Linked DNA regions of Homo sapiens: region 1 is linked to region 2. Evidence: chromatin contacts called from ENCODE Hi-C or POLR2A ChIA-PET data. All regions are on one chromosome and are shown on one strand. Each heading gives the region's core, a stretch centred on a gene start or an enhancer-like site at or near the end of the contact. The rest is flanking DNA. Distances are from core to core; before and after follow the strand shown.

What was found. A loop is a pair of places that touch in the nucleus more often than their neighbours do. ChIA-PET counts read pairs that join two places held with the same protein, here RNA polymerase II (POLR2A). Pooled maps may share reads with other maps.
Region 1: a loop to region 2 is called in a pooled map, with 2.8 times the contacts of the local background. The contact joins the promoter of ZNF337 here to the enhancer-like site in region 2. A Hi-C loop is called at or near these places in 1 of 168 maps with a recorded cell type or tissue (endothelial cell of umbilical vein), 5 of 37 single-sample maps with no recorded cell type and 4 of 50 pooled maps. POLR2A ChIA-PET finds 5 or more read pairs at or near these places in 1 of 52 experiments (H1).

Annotation. Positions count from the first base shown.
Region 1 is chr20:25,695,444-25,698,486 of GRCh38, reverse strand. ZNF337 (zinc finger protein 337) reads left to right here and starts at 1,634. Exons shown (of 5, transcript NM_015655.4): 1 at 1,634-1,728. LOC107985400 (a long non-coding RNA gene) reads right to left here and starts at 1,446. Exons shown (of 2, transcript XR_007067557.1): 1 at 1,324-1,446. RefSeq lists an enhancer at 2,121-2,230.
Region 2 is chr20:25,483,633-25,486,592 of GRCh38, reverse strand. All of the region lies in intron 13 of NINL (ninein like), which reads left to right. Among named protein-coding and RNA genes, the nearest start is that of GINS1, 77 kb to the right of the region's middle. Within about 2 kb of position 1,397, at least 4 of the 41 ENCODE cell types and tissues checked have a DNase peak (open chromatin) inside an H3K27ac peak, as active enhancers do; they include endothelial cell of umbilical vein, where a contact is called at or near this core.

The sequences.
Region 1 (3,043 bases), core at 385-2,884, 210 kb before region 2:
AGAGACAGGCAATAGTGAATACTGGTGAGGGTGTGGATACACCCTCATACACTGTTGTTAGGAATGTAAATTAGTACAACCACTATGGAGAGCAGTATGGAGGTTCCTCAAAAGAATTAATAAATATATACATGATCCCGCAATCCCACTGCTGAGTATATATCCAAAAGAAAGGAAATCAGTATTTCAAGGATATATCTGCACTCTCATGTTTACTACAGCACTATCCAAAATAGTAAAGATATAGAATCAAAGTGTCTATCAACAGATGAATGGATAAGGAAAGTGTGGTACATTAACACAATGGGATATTAGCCAGTCATTAAAAGAATGAAATTCTGTCATTTTCAATAGCATGTATGAAAATGGAGGACATTATGTTAAGCGAAATGAGGCACAGCATGACAAATATCACATGTGCTCACTCATTTGTGGGGCTAAAAACGTGAACTCATGGAGATGGAGAGTAGAATGAGATAGTTAACAGAGGCTGGGAAGGATGGTGGGTAGAGGAGATAAAGAGGGACTTGTTAATCGATACAAAAATACAGTTAGAATGAATAAGATCTAGTAGTTGGTAGCACTATACAGTGACTATAGTTAAGAACAATTTTACTATATATTTAAAAATAAGAGAGAATTGGAAACTTCCTAAAACAAAGAAATGCTAAATGCTTGAGGGGATGGATACCCCAATCACCCTCATTTGACCATTAAACACTGTATGCCTGTATCAAAACATAACATGTACCCTATAAATATGTACAACTAATATTTATCCAGAATAATTAAAAATTTAAAAACCAAAAGAGAAAAAGCAAACAGCAAGTATACCTAGTAAAGGCCTGAAATATAAAGTCTACGTGGTTTGGCAAGCCACAAAAGATATCAGCATATTATACACCCTACATAATGAAAGAATTCTGGCATTGATGCATAATTAGATAAATGGGGGAACAATTAGAAATTGAAATGCAAATGTAAATTGAGTATACTGAATTATGTAGCTGAAACCTTAAATTATTTGGTAAAAGACTATATTTTTAATAAATTTAATGGGAAATTAATAAAATATTAGAAAATTTTAAAAATAATTGTATATTTACAGTGTGTACCTGGAGAAAAATTAAACCATTGAGAGATCTAAATGTGAATGATAAAACCACAAAATCCGTAGGAAAATCAGAGATCAAAAGTACTACATAGCAAAAAAAAGAAACAAAAGAAAAAAAAAAGACATACCCATAATCAAAAGACAGTGGGAAAATTATTTACCTATATCATAGAAATGGGAAAATATGCTTAATGTATGTATAGGGCTACCTAAATAAAAGAAATCGCCGGTTCTGAAAGGATCCCTCCACGTCCAAACGACCATAGGCTCGCCCCACCTGTCAGAGAGGAGTCCTTCCGAGAAGTCCTTCCAAGGATTCCGGGTCGCGCAGTCCCGGGTGGACCGCTATGACCAATATTCTGGGGCGTGTACCTGGACGACTCCCGAGGACTCTGGGGAGTGTAGTCCACCGAGGGGATGCGACGCGCAGGGTCGCATAGCCTCCGGGCCGCGCCGAGGATGCTGGGTAGCGTAGTCCCGGCCGCGCTGAGGATTCTGGGTAGTGTAGTCCCGGGCGGCGCAGAGCGTTCCAGATCCCTGGGCGTCAGCGAGCCGTGAGATGCGTGGTCCACCATCGGTGACCTCACCGCCTCGGTTCGCCCTCAGCCGCCCCGGTGAGCTGCGCTCCTGCGGGTCCCTCTCTGCAGCGCGCCCTTCCGGCGCAGGAAGAAGGGCCGGGAAGGCCTGGGACGTGAGGGCGCTGCTGGGGCCGTAGCGCGCGCTCCTCCAGGCCCGGCGTCTCCGCGTTCTGGGGAGGGGCGGAGACCCAGGCCGCGCCTTGAAGTGGGCGGTGGGGCTGCGGCTTGCCGAGCGCCCCGGGTCTGGGCCGCCACTCAGTCTCCGTTCCCGGTTGCGTGTAGTGGCGGCTCGGGCGGTGAACAGCCCGGATTTCACAGGGGCGCCGAGCAACCCAGGTCCTCTTGTGCCAGGGTCGCCGCTCCTCGGGTGGGGACGGGCCAGCGGCCTAGCGAGCTGCCACGGGGGTCTTTTGGCCGGAGGTGGAGGGGGACTCGGCCACAGCCAGGGTCCACTGGTGGGGTGGGGGTTACAGCCATGAGACGGATGGGCTAGGTCCGACTCGGGTTCCCTCCGACTCTGATGCTCCAGACTTTATTGTGGGAGGCGGGACAGGGGAGGACTTCGCCCGCGTGTTTTGGGGAAGGGCCGCTGCTTTGGGTTGGGAGCACCCCGCCTTGGGACGATCTTCCGCGGATAGGAGTGTAGGCCGGGACCAAATGTCCTCGCACGGGCACGTCTAGACGTGTTTTGGTGGGGGGGGGGGGGGATCTGCGTGGGGCAGCGTCCGCGGGAGGTGAGGTGGCTGTGGGGACCCAGGTGGCCTCTTCCCTGGGGCCTTGCTAATGACGGCAAAATCCGGGTTCTGCCAAAATATATTTAAAAAGGTTTATTCCTAGTCAGTATGAGTGACTGTGGCCCAGGTTATTCAGCCTCAAGAGGTCCTGTGAAAGTGCCCGAGATGGTCAGGCTTGCAGGTTAATTTTATACAATTCAGGGAGACAGGAATTTCAGGTAAAGTCATAAATCAGGCTGAGCAGTGTGGCTCATGCCTGTAGTCCCAGCACTTTGGGAGGCCAGGAGTTCCAGAGCAGCCTGGGCAGCACAGCAAGACCCTGTCTCTACATGAAATTAGAAAAATAAAAAAATTAGCGGGGCGTGGTGTCCCATGCCTGTGGCCTCAGCTACTTGGGAGGCCCAGTCAGTTGAGTCCAGGAGGTGGAGGCTGTAACCAGCTATGTTGGCTGCACTGCACGCTAGCCTGGGTAACACAGCGAGATCCTGCCTCCAAAAAGAAAATCATAAATCAATAAGAGAAAGATATACACGGGTTCCTCCCAAAAAGCTGGTATATCTCCAAAGGGTTTACACCTCATGGGGGCACTTAGGGATTCTTTAGTGGACAGTTGGTTG
Region 2 (2,960 bases), core at 148-2,647:
GCCTCGACTGGTGTGTGTGGGGTGGGTGGGGCCTGCCATGCGGATGGGGTCCAGATGGTGTGCTGCTAGGACTGCAGCTGCATGTGGGCTGCTGGCTTCCTCCTCTGGTAGCTGCTGGAGCAGACTCAGAACCTAGAGATAACCTTCCATTAATAGATTCCTTTAGTGCCCTGGATTTTTCAAATTTAAAACCCTTCTTTCTTTAACATGATTCTGTTACTTAAAGACATGCTATTCTTTTCATCTGGGGTTCTTTCAATTTTATTTTTTGAAACAGCAGAGATATTTTATATTTAAATGCTAACCTATTTATTCAGATATTTCCCCTTTCCTTTTTTTGGATTTTTTTGTCTGTTTCAAGCTAACATTTAGAATATTTAAAAACTTTTTATATGAAAACAATTTCAAACTTTCATAGTTACAAACAAAACTAGTGCACAGAGCACGTGTCTGTGTACCCTTTACCCACATGCAACTGTTCACATTTCACCCTGTTGCCTCTGCCTTAGCATACCTGCTCACTGGCTGTGTTGGTGTGGATGTGAACGTGTAGACATTGTTATTTCTGAACCACAGCCTCAATCCAAAGGAAACATCAGCAAACCACAACATGAGACCATTTCTATGAAAAATGGGCAGGAACAACAGTGTTCTTCAAAATTATCAATGTCATAAAAGACAAAGAAAGACTGTGGGAATGTTTCAGAGTCAAGGATGTTAAAGGAACAGGACAACTGAAGGCAGCACCTGGCCCTGGACAGAACACTGTAGAATCCACTGAGAAAAGGAGAAAATTCTGTGATCTTCATGACATCCAAGTTTTATTTACTATACCTTCTAAAGCCTAGTTCATAATAGATTTTTACAATAATAACATTTGATTTAATAAAAATTAAGACCCACTGATCAAAAGACACAAATGGGAGTAAATGTTTGTGATTATGTATTTATCTGATAAAAGACTTGGATCCAGAATATATAAAAACTCTCTCCAAATATGAATACATAACCTAATAAGAAAAAGGTGTATAAGTACCCATAAAGATGCTAAACAACATGATTTAGCATCCGAGGGTCATATATGCACATCCTGACCCTTCACGGCCCAGTGCTTGTGTGCACTTCCTAAGAAACACTTCCTCCCGTTCTGCTGGCAGTGCTGTGCAGCTTCCTGCTCCTGCAGGTGATCATGCAGAGTTCAAGGATTTGCAGATTGCTTATTAAGCCTTTGATAGGCTTCAAATTGATACAGGCTTTAAACCACAGAAATTTGTAAAAGCCACAAGCGAGGGCTTTTATTTCCTGGAGAGTAAGTTTCCCAGCACCTGACTGAATGAGAATATTTTCTCATGACTGAGGCATGCTTGATGAACTGCCATCGAAGCAACATGTTACCTGCTGGCCGAGTTCTGCTTCCCTCAGTGCATCTACCCAGGGCCAGATTGTTTCTTTAATATCCTTTATTCTGACTCATTTCCTTTCTTTGTCTTTATGACATTGATATTTTTGAGGAATGTTGTCCTCCTCGCTTTTTCATAGCAACGTTCCCGTTTTGTGTGTTTCTGATGTTTCCTGTTCACAGCACTGAGGCTGTGCATCCTCAGCTGGCACAGCACATGGGTGATGTTGTGCCCCGCTCGCTGGTGTTGCTTCTGATCTCCCAACCGAGGTGTCGCCTGGTTTCTCTGCTCGGTAATCACCATTTTTTCTCCCCTGCAACTATTAATATTACACAGTCAGTGGAAAGACACTTTAAGACCATGCAAATATACTGCCTTCATCAGAATCTTCCCTGGATTTAGCATCACTGGTGATTCTTGCCTGATTCAGTCTTTACTATGATGGTTGCAAAATGATTTTCCTGCTTAGCAGCCCCTCCACATCTGTCCATGCCATTGGCATTCTACTCAAGCTAGAGAAATCCTGTCCGTCCAGATCTAGCCATACATGTACCAATCACTGGTATGGACTCATGAATTCCCATTTCCTCCCTATGGTTTTTAATTATTTTCGTGCCCAAATTGTGCAAGATTTGGCAAGTGAGAGTCCTCGGCTGCTTGCTGTGCCGCGGCATGCCCCGCAGTGTTGGCTGCTGCCTTGTTTTGTCAAATGTTTCCACACTTGCTGGCATAATGAGATGCCCCAGCACCTGCCCACAATCTGCCATTTCTCCAAGGAGTCTTGGTTCCTTTCCTGAGGGAATGGTTTTAGAGACAGGATCTGGGTGCCTGGCATGCTGCTCGCTCCTAGGGGTCGCTGTGTCTTGACTGAGGGCATCTTTCTGGTCGGTCTCCAGATTCCAGAAGGATCACCCTGAGCCCTCCCCACTGTATGTCACCTGATCTCTGCAAACTCACTTTTGGGGTTTCTTTGTATTTTGTAACAAGGATATTGGTGTTTTTAAAAACTTTTTTTCTTTCAACTTTTATTTTAGATTTGGGGGTACCTGTGCAGGTTTGTTACCTGGGTATATTGCATGATGTGCCGTGTGGGCTGGGGCCTCCCTTCTCCATCTGGGCCTCTCCACGTGGCCTCTGCAGGGCTACTTTGGGCTTCATCACAGCATGGTGGCGGCAGCTGCCCCAGAGCAAATGTCCCAGCAGAAGTGGGTGGATGTCGTGTTCCTGGAAGTCCCGTGGCATCACTTCTGCTGTCTCCTAGGTCGAAGCAGTCACAAGTCCCACTCAGGCTGCAGGGCTGGGGACCGAGGCCCCAGCCACGTGTGAATGGGGAAGCATGCACAGCCTGGTTTATGTCTGCTTCCTGAAGGTCTGCAGGACCCTGGGAGGTGTCTAAGAAAGTGGGCTAGAAACTCTGCCCTTCCTGTCCCTTTAAAGAGCAAGTGACTGAGCATACTGGTTAGGACGTAGTTCATTAAAGTGGGAGCACAATTAAGCTGGCCACAAATGCAGATGCCTCCCCTGAAGCTTCCACCCACCCTGCCATGGTGTCCTAGCCTT